Linked DNA regions of Mus musculus: region 2 is linked to region 1. A link is a loop called in an ENCODE intact Hi-C map of the cell type or tissue named here. Cell type or tissue: left cerebral cortex. All regions are shown on one strand. Links, peaks and the distances in the headings refer to the core of each region. The heading gives the core; the rest is flanking DNA. Region 1 overlaps Peg3 (paternally expressed 3). Region 2 has its middle 6.4 kb from the start of Olfr1350.

Region 1 (8,343 bases), core at 222-8,221:
TGGGCAGCCTGTCTGGGTGGGGTGATTATCTTGATTATGTTATCGGAGGTAAGACCCATCATAACTGTGGGTGGAACCATTCTCAGGTCAGGGAGAGAGTGGACTGCATGCATTCAGCACTCTCTGTATCCTCATCGTCATGGCAGTGATATGGCCAGCTGCTTCAGGCTCCTGCTGCTTTGGATTCCCACCCCCATGCTCCTATGATGCTCCCACATACTTGAATTCTGAGATAAAATAAACTCTTTCTCCTTTAAGTTCCTTTGGTCAGAGTAACTGATCACATCAACAGAAAGGGGAACTAAGACTGAAATGCTGTACCCAGAACCTAGGTTAGGTCACCACCAGTTAGCACCAGACATAAGAGCAGGCTCGGTTCACCTGGCTGGTCAAATGTAAGTAGTGTCACCTAGCCAACCTTGAACATATCCCAGTGGTATGAACAAGAAGCACTTGTGTGCCGTTGAAAAGTTTTGTTGTTTGTTTTGAGACAGTTTCTCTATGTAGTCCAGGCTGGTCTCAAATCCAGAGATGCATCTGCCTCTTGAGTGCTGAAATGAAAGGTGTATACTACCATGTCCAGCTAGGTAGATCTATGGCTTAAGGTTCTTTTGTTTTAATGTATATGTGTATGTGTGCCTGAGTATATGTGTATATACCACGTGTACAGGAACCTGCGGAGGCTAGAAGATGGCGTTGAATCACCTGGAACTGGAGTTAGATGGCTGTGAATCACCCCTTATTATCACAACTATAGTTAACCCCTACATGAAATGTGAAGGTCTGCGGTAAGCTCATGATTATTAGTATGAGGCTGGCATATGTTGAGGGGGAGGAAGAATGTTGTAGAAGTCTCTGCTCCATTGAGGCTGCAACATTGCCCTCTCTGTAGTAAAAGTGACTTTATTGTGACCAACCACTGTGACACCAGATGTCTGACTGGAGGTGGGCAGAGTACCAATCTTGGCTTCTTTCTTGCTTTTCTGGGTCGGAAACTGGTTTGCTTGCCGTTCCTGGTAACATATTGTAATTGTTCTCCACTTTACAACATCCCCACACTTGAATTAGTGTTAGTTTACATTCAACATTCAGTAATTCTTGGGAAGCTTGTTTTTCTTGGCCAACTAGTGGATTATTCATGTGGTTTGGGATGAGAGTCTCGGGGGCCTGTGTGTTGAAGGTGTGGTCCCCTGCCTGGCTCTGTTGATAAGTGACAGAATCTTTAAGAAGGAGGCCTAATTCCTAGTTCTTACATCACTAGAGTAGGCTCTTGAGGAGAATTGTGGGACTTTAGTTTCTTAGTCACACTTTTGCTTCCTAGTTTGCAAACAGAGGGGTTTACTCGGCAATCACACTCCCATTCTTGGCCACCCTTGCCAGCATCTTTAAGCGATGGAAGCACTTGATCTTTGGCAGCAATCTTGTTTGTTCATAAGTTAATTGTCTCTGGCATTTCATTATGGCAATGGAAGGGCAGGGCAGGTCTTTCAGCCAGACTCTAGTGAAAATTAAGGCACTAGGAAGCAAGCTTCCTCAGGCCCTGTGGCCTTATCCCTTTAATATCTCCAGCCCTTATCTATATGATCACTTACGGTGGTGGTTTGAATATGCTTGACTCAGGAAGTGGCACTGTTAGGAGGTGTGGCCGTTTTGGAATGGGTGTGGCCTTTTGGAGGAACTGGTTCACTGTGTAAGTGGACTTTGAAGACTCCTATGCTCAAACTCTGTCCAATGTGGAATGAGACCCTCCTCCTGCCTGCCTTTGGATCAAGATGTAGAACTCCCAGCTCCTTCTCCTTCTCTGCCTGCATGCTTCTATGCTTCCCACCATGATGATAACGGACTACACCTATAAGCCAGCCACAATTAAATTTTCTCCTTTATAAGAGTTGCCTTGGTTGAAATAAATGTGGGTGGGGGGAGAGGCAGTATCAGGTACTGGAGGAGACAGGAAAGAGGTACAGAGGGTCAGGAAATTGAATAAAAATATGTAGCAGTGGGGGATGAGGAAATGGGGATAGCCACTGGAGGGTTCCAGACGCCAGGGAAATGAGAGACTCCCATTAGCAGAAATTTGCATTGAAGGGGAAATAGAACCTGTAGAGACCACCTCCAGTAGATAGGCATGGCCCTGGGTCGAGGGATGGGGCCACCCACCCATCTCAAAGTATTTAACCCAGAAATGTTCCTGTCCAAAGGGAGAAAACAATGGAGCAGAGACTGAAGGAAGGAAGGGCCATCCGGGGACTGCCCCACCTGGGGACTCATCCTGTCTGCAGACACCAAACCCAGACTTTGTTGCTGTTACCAAGAGATACTTGCTGACAGAAACCTGGTGTGGCTGTTCTTTGGGAGGTCTGCCCAGCAACTGACCAATGCAGATGAGGATGCTTGGAGCTCAGGGACCACGGTGGGGAAGCTGGTGGAAGGACTGGAGGCGCAGAGGGAGATTGCAACCCCAGAAAGAACAACATAGACTGGCCAGACCACCCAGTGCTCTCAGAGACTAGACCACCAACCAAGGAGTGTGAGGGGAGGGATCTATGGATCCAGATATATATGTAGCAGAGAATGGCCTTGCCTGACATCATTGGGAGGGGAGGTCCTTGGTCCTGTGGAGGTTTGATGCCCCAGTGTAGGGGAATGCTGGAGCAGTGGAGCAGGAGAGGGTAGGTCAGTGGGGGAGCACCCTCATAGAGGCAAAGGGGAGGGAGAAGAGGGCAGATGTGGGATGGGGGGTTTGTGGAGGGATAATTGGGAAGTGGAATATCACTTGAAATGTAAACGAATGGGATGATTAATTAAAAAAAAAAAAGAGTGGCCTTGGTCATGGTGTCTTTTCACAGCAATAGAACCCTAAGACACTTACCTAATTAACTACTAGTGTCTTTTGATAATGACTGGACATTGGGAACCCATGAGCACACATCAGCTGATGCTAGAAAGACATCAGATCTCATGCAATAAATATGGTGGTAGGGAATAATTACCCCTTCAAATAAGGTGTTGGTAGGGGAAGAAAGAACTCCTTAGGAGTACAAGTATTGATCATGCGTTCTCAATGGACAACCATTTCATTTCTGTTCTCTATTACTTTTCATCAGGATACTCTTTAGAAAAATCTTGAAAAAGAATGGATCTCTTGACTTGACCCATGCTGAAATCCCTTGTTATAGGATGAGTAATCAAGGTCTGACCAGATGCTGTGATATCTTGAATTAGAATGGTCCCTACAGGCTTATATAGTTGAATGCCTAGTCATTGAGGAGTGACACTACATGAGAAAGAATAGGAGGCGTTGCCTTGTTGGAGTAGGTGTGTCCTCATTGGAGGAGGTGTGTCACTTGGGTTTAGACTTTGAGGTTTCAAAAGCCCATGCCAGGCCCAGTGTCTCCCTCTTCCTGCGGCTTGTGGGTTAAGATGTAGAACTCTCAGCTATTTCTCCAGCATCGTGTCTGCCACGTGCCACCGAGCTCCCTGTCATGACGATAATGGACTAATCTTCTGAAACTGTAAGCAAGCCCTAATTAAATGCTTTCTTTCATAAGAGTTGCCAAGGGCATGGTGTCTCTTCACAGCAACCAAGATTGGTACGAATGAGGCAACCACAATTCAATGAGACTTCATTTTAATGTGAACAAAGTTTTAGAACTATGAGAACATTCAGAACTCTGCAGAGTGACTGGAATTCAGAGACATTTGTACTCTTCTCTCTGTAGAGCAATGTGCACTCTGGTGGTTGAGCAGAAAAAGTGGAGTGACTTGGCCATCACTTTTGATAGTTATGGGATCAGAGATGAAGCAGCCATGGATTCATGTCGCATTTCCACTGAGGTCACCAGCAGGGATCTAGTTAGGTACTGAGCTTAAAATGTGTGGTCATTATTGTTAGGTTTCAAACCCTGGGACAAATGGCAGAGGTGCTTATTTAGCATATTAAAGTGGATGCTGCCAGGTTCTCTCAGCATCCCTTAGTCCCTACCAGTTACAGGGCCCTCCTGACGGGCATACCCCATTCCCCCGACCCTAAACTTCTCCAGCCCAGGGTCTTGGATGCCCTTCCCCCAGCCACCCTTCCCTATATAATCCAACCATTTTGCTTACCTGATTCTTTTTGTTTTCTCCCCTCCACCCCCTCCCTCCTGGTTGGTACTCTTGGTGTTCCTTTCTCCCTCTCTCTTCCTCTGCCACTCTCCCCCCACGTCCCAAGGTCATATCCACTCTGGACTCTCCCAAATGTCCTTGCCTCTTTCTATGCTCTCCCACATATCTATAATAAACTTTCTCTTCCACCATTACCTAGGAGCAGACATGAATTTCTCTCTCTCTCTTAATTTGGTGCTGAAATCCAGGACCGGTCATGTTCCATGTTCCTTCCCTTTATATTTCTTCTTTCTTTCCCATTCAATTATGAAGCTACAAGAATGCTTAATAATTACTTCTCAAAAGGTGGGGGAGGGGTAGCCCTATTGGTTTAATACTTGCCATTCAAACATGAGGACATGGGTTTAATACTCAGAACTCACATAAAAATCCAGGTGTGGTGGCACACACTTGTAATCCCAGCACTTGGCTACTGGTTGGGGAAGTAAGAGGAACCCTCCTGGCTGTTGTACCCTGCCCCCTACCCTAAACTTCCCCAGCCCCTACTGGACTGCCCTTTCCCTAGCTGCCCTTCTCTATATAATCCAACCATTTTGGATTGTGTGCTAGCATGGCTCCAGTGTGTGAATACATACTTATACACACACACACACATACACACACACACACAAATTACCTCTCATACATTAGTTATGATAACCAGATGAACTGTTATGTTCCCAGTGGTGAATCTGGGTTAAAATATAATAAATACTTTTAATCTTCTGCAGAAGTCTGGAATAAATGCCTCATTGTGATGCTAAGCCCTAATATTATTATCCTCATGGTAAGGATTCATGAACCCTCATTTTATGGAACCTCATATTTCTAATTAATAATATCCTATAAACTAACCAAAATATATTTGTGATTATAATAAAATCTAAAACCGCTACTAGGTAGTTATGATTTAGTAGGATTAAGTATGATTTAGTCTAAAAGGAGCAGTTAAAGCTAGGATTCAGGTAGAATCCACAGATCACTGAAAAATGATTGATGGAGTATACAATCTTTAATAATAATAATAATAATAATAATAATAATAATAATAATAATAATAATAATAATGCAAAGTGAAGAAATGGCTTCATGGGCAAAGCACTTATAACAGGGTCATTAAAATCTGAGTTTATATCTCAGAGCCCACATAAAGCCTGCAGCTGTTGCATGCTTCTGTAATCTTAACACTCTTATAGAAATCTTAACTTGCAAGACATCTATCCTGGGGGGTACATAGTGAACTGAAAAGGGCCTTCTCTCGAATGATGGGAAGGTGGGGCTGACACCTGAGGCTGTTATTTGACCTTCACACACACACTGGGACATGAGAGTCTATGTCTGTACTCACACACAAATATCCATTCACACGTGTACATACACACAAAGGCTTATTTTTTTAATTAAGAATATGATTTGAAGATCAAAAATTTGTATGGCTAAGGGGCCACTAACATTTTGGATGTATAATTTTATCAACAGTGACAAGTCCCTGCAAAGTTACCAACCCCAAACACATAAACAGGACAAAGGAAGAGACTGAGAATTATCTTATTTTTAACTTTATTTTTATTGATGACACTATTACAAGATAGACCAACTACAGCCATATTAACAAACCAAAAGCCTGTGCACAGAAACAAGACAAAGAAAACAAATGGAGATGTTAACACAGTCTTTGGGTAATGACAATATGGGTGAGTTTCTCTTCTACATTTGCACATCTTCAAGGCTACTAGAATGGTCACGTACTGCATATATAAGCAATACGGGCAGCCTGCTAGAACACTATGACAAAGAACCCTCAAAGAAACTGAGAAAATACAGCTCACTGTAATTCCGCCACAACTGCCCTGCCATTCCACACCTTTCCACATTTCTTCCTGCTGTTGACACTACGCACTTGTCATGGAAAACCTCACAATCACACCAGTGGGGCACAGATCCAGGCGTTACCAGAAGTTTGTTGGAAATACAGTTTTTCTCGACTTCACTTCAGTTTCCCAGTTTTCTTTGAGTATGCCTTATATTTGTGATGCAGAGTACATACGTAAAGTTTGTTACCCAAACACTGAAGATTATTCAAGAAATCTTAAACAAAACATTTAACCATGAACCCCCCCCCCAAAAAAACACTATTTTTAATTGTTTCCCACATTTCTGTTTGTTTTAGGCATTATGCAAATCTATTTAACACTGTTTTAATCACAAATTTGTGCAATGACATGAAATGAAGGACACAGATGAAGATCTTAACAGTTGTTGGGTATGGGGAGTGTGGGCAAAGTTTTCTGTTCAATTTTACTTATTTTCCAATTTTCACTGGGTACATAGTATGCTTATGGTGGTGATATTACATACTAAACTTTATTATCAGGCGACTATTACAAGGAACATAGGGAAACTTCAAAGTATTTTACCGTAATTACACAGGAAATACTAGAACAGCTATCTTGAATACACATTTTGACACAGTTGTAATATATAAGTCTGTGCACAGCAACAAGAATAAACAAGGTATTAAAGAGTATATCTATCTTTGGATGGTGGGGACATGGGTTATCTTTCTCCACTTCTCTGTTATTTTCCAAGTGTTTCATAAAGAGTTCCAATTATGCTCACAATGGAAATATGATTCTTAACTTTTGAATAACACTACCATAAAGAACATTCTAGAAATTTAAGAAAATAATGCTTGACTATAAGCCTACAACAACACAATAGCTTTTGACTATAAGCGTACATTTTAAAACAGTTATAAGTGTAGTACAAATATGATTTTGTGTCCTGCTTTCTCCATCTCATACTTGGAGAATATCTACTTCACAACTCTCTGTGGTTATCACTATTGAACAACTGCATAAGAATCCAGGGCACTTTGATTAAATTACTCTTCCATAGTCTGGCACTTTAATTGTTCCTGATCTACTCACTTGGTTACAGTTAGAATGGACACTCAACTCAGACTTCTTGATGAGTCACTTTCTGAAAAGGGTCTAGTGGGGGTGACACTGTCTGTCACTGATACCGAGTCCCCACATTTACCCAGATGGCTATGACACTGACTTCCATTTCAAGGGAGCCTCACCAGTGAATCATTGCCCCTCTGTTTCTCTGGATGTCAGTTCCAACCTGGGGCTCTCTCTATGCAGCTGGTCTTCACCTACACGAAGCCATCCAAAAGGCCTTTCTTCCAACTCTCCAGGACACTTCTTTCTAATTTGTTTTTACCACCCTGACCTTCCAATCCCTGCTGCTGGTATCTTCTTTAGTCTGTCTGGTCTCCTTCCTAGATCTGCTGTCATCTTGGAACTCCCTTCTTTGGCTCACTCATTTCTATTTCTTGCCTTTAGGTCTCCAACCTCTGAAGACTTTGGCATTCACTGAGGCTCTGGCACACTCCCTCATGAGCCCCGGATCTACAGATCTAGAAGTCTGAGAGTCAGACCGCTTTCTCCAGCAGGTAAACTCTGTTCACGTTCTCAGATGATCTGTACTTATCTTGCGATCTTTCGGCTACAGATCCGCTTTATTTTTTTTAATTTTTTAAATTTTTAAATTTTTTTTTCCCCAGCCAACTGAAGGCCAAAAAATTGTCTTTCTATAGCCATGAGGGGAGGGGAAGTAAAGGAGCGCACGCAGTCCGTGTATCGGACGCAGAAAATCTCAAGCTGGGAAGTCAGTTTGTGACATCAGGTGACATGGAGACAGATGGCACACTAAATGGAAAGCTCAGAAATACTAAGGAGACTCCATGAGAAAGAACGATGGTAACAAAAAAACTTAAGGCTGCTGGGGAACCTGAGTCCATGTTAAGTAAGCTAGGATTAACTATAAAGAAAGCTTTGTGTGTGTGTGTGTATGTGTGTGTGTGTGTTTGCTTTTCTTAAAATGCGATAGACTTGGGGTTGACAGACACATAGAGAACAGGGGAATTAAGTCTGGAGACACAAAGATCTAAGGATTCTAGCTCCTGGGCACCCAGGGAGCACACTGACTTGTGGCAAGCACAATACAACACCACACAGGTGACTCAAGCGACGCTGCCACTTGTCACTTAAGGCAGGAAGCACACAGCAGCTAATGAAAGGTTGTCAGTTTGCTTCCTTATTTACAATGTAAGAGCCTCTCCTGTGGTTCCCAACCTTTCATTAGGCACTACTGTGATCTAGCGATGGTTGTCACCCACTCTTTAAAGGCAAA
Region 2 (8,343 bases), core at 266-8,265, 130 kb before region 1:
AGAGAGAGAGAGAGAGAGAGAGAGAGAGCACATAAACATGCACACACACTTAAGCACAAACAATATAGTATGTTTTAAAAATATTTTTATTATCTTACTTATAAATTCATTACAACACACCAGAAGAATTTTGATTAGATTTCAATGTGGAATAACAATCATGGTCACCACATCTTTTTAAAAGCAGAAAAATCACATGTACACTTATAGGCAGCATAATGATTGAAGAACCAAAATTACAAAAATTACAAAGAATGCTGATGTAAGACAAATTAAGAAAACAAACAAACAAGACAAGACAATGGCCCCGAACCAGATCCCGCACTATGCAATATGACCTTATCTGTCCTTCGTTATTCTGAGTCAAAGGGCTCCGTAAGGACGAGGAACCTTTTCACACAGGTCAACAAGTTCAACTCAAGAGTTGATAAATAAAAACCTCCACAATGAAGCACTCTGTCTACAGGGGGTTAGATTTTGAAGGCTTGAGAAAGGAAAATGACCAAATGATGTAATTGAAGCCTTGCTGGAAAGAAATATTCAAAAAAGTCTAAAACAGGCCGAGGAAAGCACATGAGACCAAAATAAGTGTGGGAGGGAGTGGGTGTTAATCTTTATTCTATAAAGAAAGCAGTCGGTATAAAGGAAAGATATTAAAGAAAAATGATTGAAAAGTGTAGGGAAACACAATGTGCTAGCATTTTGTCTAAGGTCTGCCCCACAGTTACCTGGCAATGGCCAGGTGTGTCTGACTCACTATAAAAGGGGCTGCTTACCCCTTCTTCTCTCTCTTGCTCTTGCCTTCTTGCTCCCACTCTGTCCTCTCGCTGCTTCCCCCCTCTATCTCCATTCCCCTTCCTGCTCGCTCTCTCTCTCTCTCTCTCTCTCTCTCTCTCTCTCTCTCTCTCTCTCTCTCTCTCTCTCCATGTTCATGGCCAGCCTCTACTTCTCTATTCCTCTACTCTCATAGTCTCTGCCTTTCTCTGCTCTACTAACCTCTCTCTACTACCCTTTCAACTCCCCTCCCAATGCCCTGAATAATCTCTATTATGTACTATATTGTGTGGCTGGTCCCTTGTGGGAATGGATGCCTCAGCATGGGCCTGCAGAGGGAGCCCCCCCCCCATACATGATTAGACATTCACCAAACATATTTCTTCTTTATCTTTTAATGAAACACAACATTTAGTGCCAAGATTCGGGTTTAGAAACTGTTCAGGTTTGCACCCCGACCCTGCTACCACATGCTCACTGGCCCAAACTTCAGAGACCTGGTAAGCGTCTTCTCCCCACTGGTCAGTGTAAACGTTCCCTTGGTCCAAGGGGAGAGTTCTTCAGCTCCGAGCTGCCCCTGTGCTGCCCTTGAGAGTAGAAACATTCAGTCTTTTCACAGACCCTCATTCTAGGACATTTTCCCTAGGGTGAGATTTTCCTCTCTCCTCTGAGATGGTTCCTTTTTTGCTGCTGAGAAATCCCAAGCCTGGGTGGACTGTTCTCTGTTGCTCAGGGCACAGGCCCAGAGCTTAGCCCCCAGACCACTACGTGAAGACCTGGTCTGGCCTGGCTAGAAGTCTCTCTGGTTATTAATAGTATCCTCAGAACGCTGGTAGGAGTAATTAATAACCCTACTGTCATCCAATGGGTCAGTCTTTGCCGCCTTGTCCCTTCTTACTGGGATGTCCCAGTCTAATTCACAGTATGCAGCAAGTAATATCTCTACATGGCCACTAAACTGGCATTTTAAAATAACTCTCTTGCTAGTGATCTGTAGTGTAGACTTCTCCCCTCTCCCTCCCTCATTCTCTTGCCATTGGCTCTATTTCTGTTCACTGTGTGAAAAACAGGTCTGGCCCTGCCACTTGCCGGGGACTCTGTCTGCTGAGATGTTGCTTTCCCAAGCGCCCATCTGTGTCAGGAGATTTTTCAAATTCAATCATAAATTTTGTTAAAGATAATTCTTTATGGAATTTTCTTATAAATTTGGGAATTATTATAGGATTGGTTATTTTCCTTCTGTTTCTTCTTTCAGTCATCTTCAAGCACTTAGGATCTGCTATCAGGACTGCTCAAAGGGAGATATATACACTTCATTTATATTATTCGAAGGGAAGAGATGTCAGGAGCATGAAGGACAAGCTAATAACTAGCAGGTGATCTCATCCTGAAGTGGCCTGCTTCTGATTACTGTATAATCTGCGACAGGTGAACCCTCATTAAGCAAGGCTGTGAGGGACTCATTTTAGGAAAGATTCCTGCTATAAATATGCTTTCCCTGTTCTGTCACTAAGCAGTAGCACACCACTCTGGAGCAGATCTCTGCAGATCCGCAAAGATGTACTCTCTTGTAGTGATGCTATATAGACAAATAGATGACTAAAGTCTTAATGATGATCCTATAAGAATTCCTAAAATTATATCTGTGATTATTAAGCCCTTTTATTAATGGGACTGCTTTTAGGTAGGTTCTTTTTTGATAATCAAAGCTACGATGAGAACTCTGCCAGTGTCCCAAGTGTCACCAATTAATTGTTCTTAAGACGGAAACTAGACTTTCTCCTACTCACAACTAACCAAAGGTCAAAAGGGAACTAATGAATTATTATAGCTGTTAGGACAGAAGACAAAATATTGACTGGGTTTATCTATACAAAACTTCACTAATAACTTAGTTACTTATGGTTTTAACCCTTCAGTGAACCTGTGCAGCTGAGACAGGTGATGGATGTTTAGCTAGATAATTACTCCTAATGGATACGCATGTAAACATTCTCTGTTGTAAACTTCTATTTCAATTTATGATTTGATTTTTTTGTGTGTGAACTTGTGATGAACTTTGTAACATGTGATCATGTATTCTGAAAGATGTATAAGGACTGAGGACAAAGAGATTAATGGGCTCTATAGGAGAATTTTTTGCCTTTCCCCACTTAGACTAGAATTTTTTCCTTTTCCCCACTTAGAGAATTTTTCCCTTTCCCTGCTTAGGATCTTTCTGCTTTTCCCCTTAGAGAGCTTTCAGAGGAAACTTTTTACAACTTAGTAATAAACTCTATAATCACTTCTCTAAGTGACTTCTCTTCCTCCTGTGACTTCTGACTAGCAGACTGAAAGTTAGAGCCCAGTTGTTCCAGCTGGGATAGAACAACAGCTTAATACTTAATCCTTTGTGGCTTGAGGAAATGGTGCTAAGTGCCAGAAACTGCAGTTTCTGGCCTCAGAGGATCACAAAGGCAGGTTAACTACAATAGCATAGTAACTTAGGCTTAGATAAGTAACTTTTTATTATACAGCAACCCTAAATTTCTCATAAGACAAAGTCTTACCCTCCACCGACGTGTCCCCCCCCCCCCGCCTCAAGAAGAACTGACAAGAAAGATTCCCCCCCCCCATGCAGGGCCACATCTGCCCCTGTTCTCTCTTTCACTCTCTCTCTCTGTCCAGGACTCTGCTCCCACATTCTGCCCACCAAGGCTACCACCACCCCTTGTGGCTGCTCGAGCTCTGCTGCAGCTGCGAGAAAGCAACTTTTGCCCTGCCCTCTTGTGCTTCCTGCGCCCTGTCTGGGACAGGATGCTGTGCTACGTTCCCCTGCCACCACATGCACAAACTGTCCCTGCATGGGATTGCTGCCGGCACATTTTCCTCTCCAGCCTCAGCACAGTGCCGCCCTTGCCTTCTTTACTCAGCCTTGAGTGGAGTTACTAGGATACAGACCGCTACTTTAGGTGCTTCCCTCCCCCACCCACCGAGGTCTCTGAAAGCACTGGGTCGGGATGTCTGGCTGCTAGGAGGAAGTCCTGCCCTACTTGCTTACTCACACTGCCCTCCCTTGGTCCTGCCACCATGGTGCCTGCTTTGCCCATGACCACAGCAGGCCTGGTGCCTCCTTGTGCACAGCCCTGATCTCTTGACTCTGTCGCCACCACTAGCCACCACTATTGTGGCTCCTTGCGATCTGTGTTCTTCAGGCTGCGAATGCTTCCCACGCCCGAGCCTCAATTGCACATGCAGGTGCTCCTGTCTCTTGCTCCGTCGACTGGCCCATCCCACTGCCTGCTCGCCCACCAGTTCGTGTCACAGGCCTGAACCTGCCTGGACACACTCACTTTCTGTCACCATGGTCTCAAGCCACCACTATAATCTTTCTTATTTCTTTACATTCTGGTCCACACCAACTCTAATCCAAGAGTTTCTCTACTAATGCAAAATATGTTTTTCTATACTATGCAACCTGTCAAAGTTACTTAATTGTTAACAATTAAGATGTTCATTCCTATTCTGTCTTGGTAAATGATTTTTGCTATTGCCACTAAATTATAGTGTGATATATTTACTATATACAGTCTCAAATAATTTAACAAACATAAGTTGTCTAACTCAGATATGACCAGTAGACACAGTTCTCCAACTTGTCAGAGGTCTGTTAATAGATATCAATACTTAAGCTCATGATAGGCAGAATCTCCCAAAGCCCGACAGTAACCACCACCCCCTCCATCCCAAGGTCTCAGAAGGTTTTGGGCACAGCTACAAAAGACTGCCTGGACTGTGGTAGGATAACCACGGAGAAACACCACCATTGCCCTGCCCAGGTTTGTTTTACACTGGACAAACTGGAGAGTCAAATGCCTCATATTGCCTAAAGTCAAGGTGGGTCACTTCTCATTTCACTCTATTCCACAGAGAAAAAAAACCTCTCCATCTCTGGGCTTGAAAGCCAGACTGACTCCACCAAGTTGCCATGGAGACCACAGGGACCTGGGAACTGTTTGGACTATAGATGATTAATTATAATTTTAATTAATACATGACTCCTAGATTGTAACTTATTCTTCCCCAGATTTCTGACTACATTGATAGCTAAGGTAGCTGTGGCCTGACAGCTCGAACACAGATCTGCCTCCCTACCTTAAGGCAATCTACCACTATCAATAAATCCACCACTCATTAATAAATCTGTTAACTAGCTAAGACTGCCAGATTTCTTACAGACTTCGCAATAAACGATAGACAAATTCCACAACTAGATTTCCCATTGTATTACACAATGCCAGCTGGGAGGAATAAACACATGTCACTCTGTATCAACAGCCCCCACACAGAACAAATCAATGTTTCCAAAATTAGTCTATATATATTAAGAACTTCATAATAATTTTACATCTTCAGATCCCATCAATTCCATTTTGCCAAAATTTCTCTTAAGAAAGCAATCCTAAATTGACGGGGTTGGGGGTGGAGGGCAGGATATAAATACCAAGATTGTCATCCCAGTATCACTTATAATTATAAAAACACGAACCAAATATCCAGATAACCACATAGTAGCCTCACGTGTATATGTACCTGCCATGCACCTAGAAAAGAGGCAACAGTGGTGACAATAGGGTGGTGGTGACAGAAGTTCTGCAATGTGCAAAACTGAGTGAACAATAATGTTTGTTCTTGCATACAATGGCTAAGGAAATTCCATTTTGTACCGGCATCTACTTTAGCAGCCATTGGCCTCTGACCTAAATTCCTGAAAATCCTAGATTCTTGCCCCTTTCCTCAAAACTGTATCGATACTGGAATTTACCACCCCAATAAGACCATATAAAAACCACACAGGCCAGTTACCATAATTATATGCTATATGCCTAGATTGGGCAGATCTAACATACTTATTCAACACCTTGCTACTTGTGGATTCTTCTGGCCATGTGGTTCTAGCTCATCTAGGCTCCTTCCTCCTTCTCTTTTCTTTCTCATGCCCCTCTCATCCTCCTTTCCTCTCTACCTGCCCCGACTCTCAAACCTCCAGTCCCACCTTTCCCCTCCACTGCCCAATCACAGGCTCTAGCTTTTATGGACTAGTTAAGATGGGAAGAAGGTTCACATGAGATCACCTGAGCACCTGATATACTGCTTGTTGGTATCAGGAACCAGCAACTTACAGTTGCAAGTCACCTCGGAATCCAGTGATGACATTGACGTCACCCATAGGCAACAGGGATCTGCGCATCTGTTGCCATGGCAATTGTCATACATTCTCACATTCCCAACATCCACCTGGCTCATTTCCCACCCTTACCTGTGAGCAGTTACATCACTGTCCACTTTGCTCTCTCTCTTTTCTCCCTTTGTCTCAATCACCCCCTTTTGCCCCCTTCCTGCACAATAAACCTTTCTCACGTGATACTGTATTGACCTGGTGTGGTCTGTCGGGACGCTAGATGTGATTCTAACATAACATTGCTCTTTGGGTCAGGGGGACAACCCTTCTTGAGGAAGCAGAATTAACATCAGAATACAAATAGCATCAGGCTAACCTGCAGCACTGTATAACTCGTGTGAAATGATTAACTGCCTGCTCCAGCTTCTGTAAAGATGCTTGTTGCCAGGGCAGGGGATGTGAGACAGTTCCTCATGTAGCCAGGGCAGGTGGGCAATTCCTCAATGTAAGTGTTGCAGAAATGGAGTAATGTACTGATTGCCTTTAAAAACCTTTCTGCCATCTGCTTTTGCCAGAATGTTTCTGATTTGGCTTTGAGATGGCTGCCCTGCAAGAATTGATACATGTGAATAATTTCAATCTGTATTGCATCTGTGGTCTTTTCTGAAAGAAGTGTGTGTCTCCAATTCCTTAAGATTCTTGGAGGCCCCAGTGAGATCCTGGGGAACACAGACTCAAACCTTGAGGTTCAGGATAGGCCCTAAATGGAGGCAAGTTGAAGGTGGACTTGGGGACTCCGGGACACCTGAGGTCACAAATTAAAGTCACTAGTTGAGGATAGGTCCTAGAAAAGGGTGTACCACAACTCACAGGCTCTTGGGCAAGTGGCCTTAAACAGGAACATGCAGAGGAATATCCCTTAATTATCTGATTGGCTAATAAAGATGACAAATAGTCAATCACTGGGCAGAAATGAGGAGTGGGTTTTCTGGGCAATACAGAAAGAGAAGGGAAGGAGGAGGAGTTAGAAAAGACAGCCAGTAGAGGAGGACAGAGAGAGAGAAGTCGGAAGGAAGATGGAGTAGAAGCGTATGACCTGGAGGAACTGTAAGTAGCAGGGGACTTCATAGCTGGGGAAGAAAGTGGTGTAGAGGCATATCTGCCCAATACAGTCATGCAGTTGATAGCTACAGAGCTGAGTTGCGGTTTTCTTGCATGGGTGTTGGAGATTTACCACAACAAAATGGTGCCCAGTGTATCAACTGGGACTCAACTAACCTGAGATAAATGATCACTTCCCCTCCCCTCACCCCAAATACAAGACTGGGCTGCAGCAGTGAGTCGATTAAAAGCTGACCGGGTCTGAGGGGCCTACAGAAAACTGCAGAGAGGCTCTCTCCCCAAGCCCAGGCAGACAGCTAAGGCAGCACTCGAGCTTGGAGCTGGACTTGGACAGTGCTGTGTAGGACTCTCAGGGAAGGACAGGAGACTCTAGAGCACAACTGCCTGCAAGGTAGTTTCTGGGCAAACACAGTGAACTGATCAGGGCATCTATGCCTGAGAGAGCCTTTCTGTGTTGGCTTCCCTGTATCCTCCACGTCTACACAGGACATGAACAGCCAGACTCTGAATCCAACAGCAGAGAGAGAGACAAAGGTACAAAGGGCTCTGGATCAGGTAATAAGCATCATACATTGATAATAAATAGAGATACATAATTTTTGATACTTCAAGATGAGAAACAATAAATACCTTTTTGCTTTAAGGGATGGTATTCTGAATGGTTTCATGGGGATAGATTTAAAGGAAATAGATACCTCGTCATTTACCGGTATTGCAATATTTATTCTTTTGATCTACTCTGTCTTCTCAAAAGACAGGGCCCTAGATAAAAAAGAAAAAAAATTCCTTGCCTTAGAAAAGAGATTACAGGTAACACTAGAACTAAAGGTTCAGGATTATAGGTCAAGAGAAAAATAAAGGTTGGAGACAGGAGCTGGAAGAGACGCTAGAAAAAAGGATTCTACAATTCATAGATCAGACTGAACAGCAAGGAGATAGAGATAACATTTAGAAGCAATGTCTAGAGGATAATTTACTAAAGCTAGCAAATCAAAATAAGGCAGCTGCTGCATATCAGAATTACAACATAAGGAGAAGATTATGAAAAGCAGGGCCTAGAACAGAAGATACAGGGAATTATAGAGCAGCAGGAGCAACAGAAAGAAAAATTTAAGACTTAGAAAAGTGCCCTAGAGGAAGCACTAGAATTGAAGACACAGGAAATTATAGATCAGAATAAAAGAAAGAATGATGAAAATGAAGGTGGGAGACAGGAGCTGGAAGAGATGCTAGAACAAAGGATACAACAGCTCACAGATCAGACTGAGCAGCAAGGGGAAGATCAT

The links. Peaks named below come from ENCODE experiments on the same cell type or tissue, not always from the same donor. Only the 100,000 strongest peaks of a DNase experiment are listed, where the experiment ranks them.
Region 2: it touches region 1 in a loop (5-fold over the local background); 7 of 42 quality-filtered maps call a loop at or near these places.

Annotation. Positions count from the first base shown.
Region 1 is chr7:6,698,206-6,706,548 of GRCm38, forward strand. It overlaps Peg3 (paternally expressed 3), which reads right to left. Exons shown (of 9, transcript NM_008817.2): 9 at 7,755-8,343. Among named protein-coding and RNA genes, the nearest start is that of Zim1, 5.9 kb to the left of the region's middle. In left cerebral cortex, for the core only: no CTCF peak of the experiment used is centred there; DNase peaks (open chromatin) are centred at 3,479 and 3,821.
Region 2 is chr7:6,572,260-6,580,602 of GRCm38, forward strand. No RefSeq gene overlaps it. Among named protein-coding and RNA genes, the nearest start is that of Olfr1350, 6.4 kb to the left of the region's middle. In left cerebral cortex, for the core only: no CTCF peak of the experiment used is centred there; no DNase peak of the experiment used is centred there.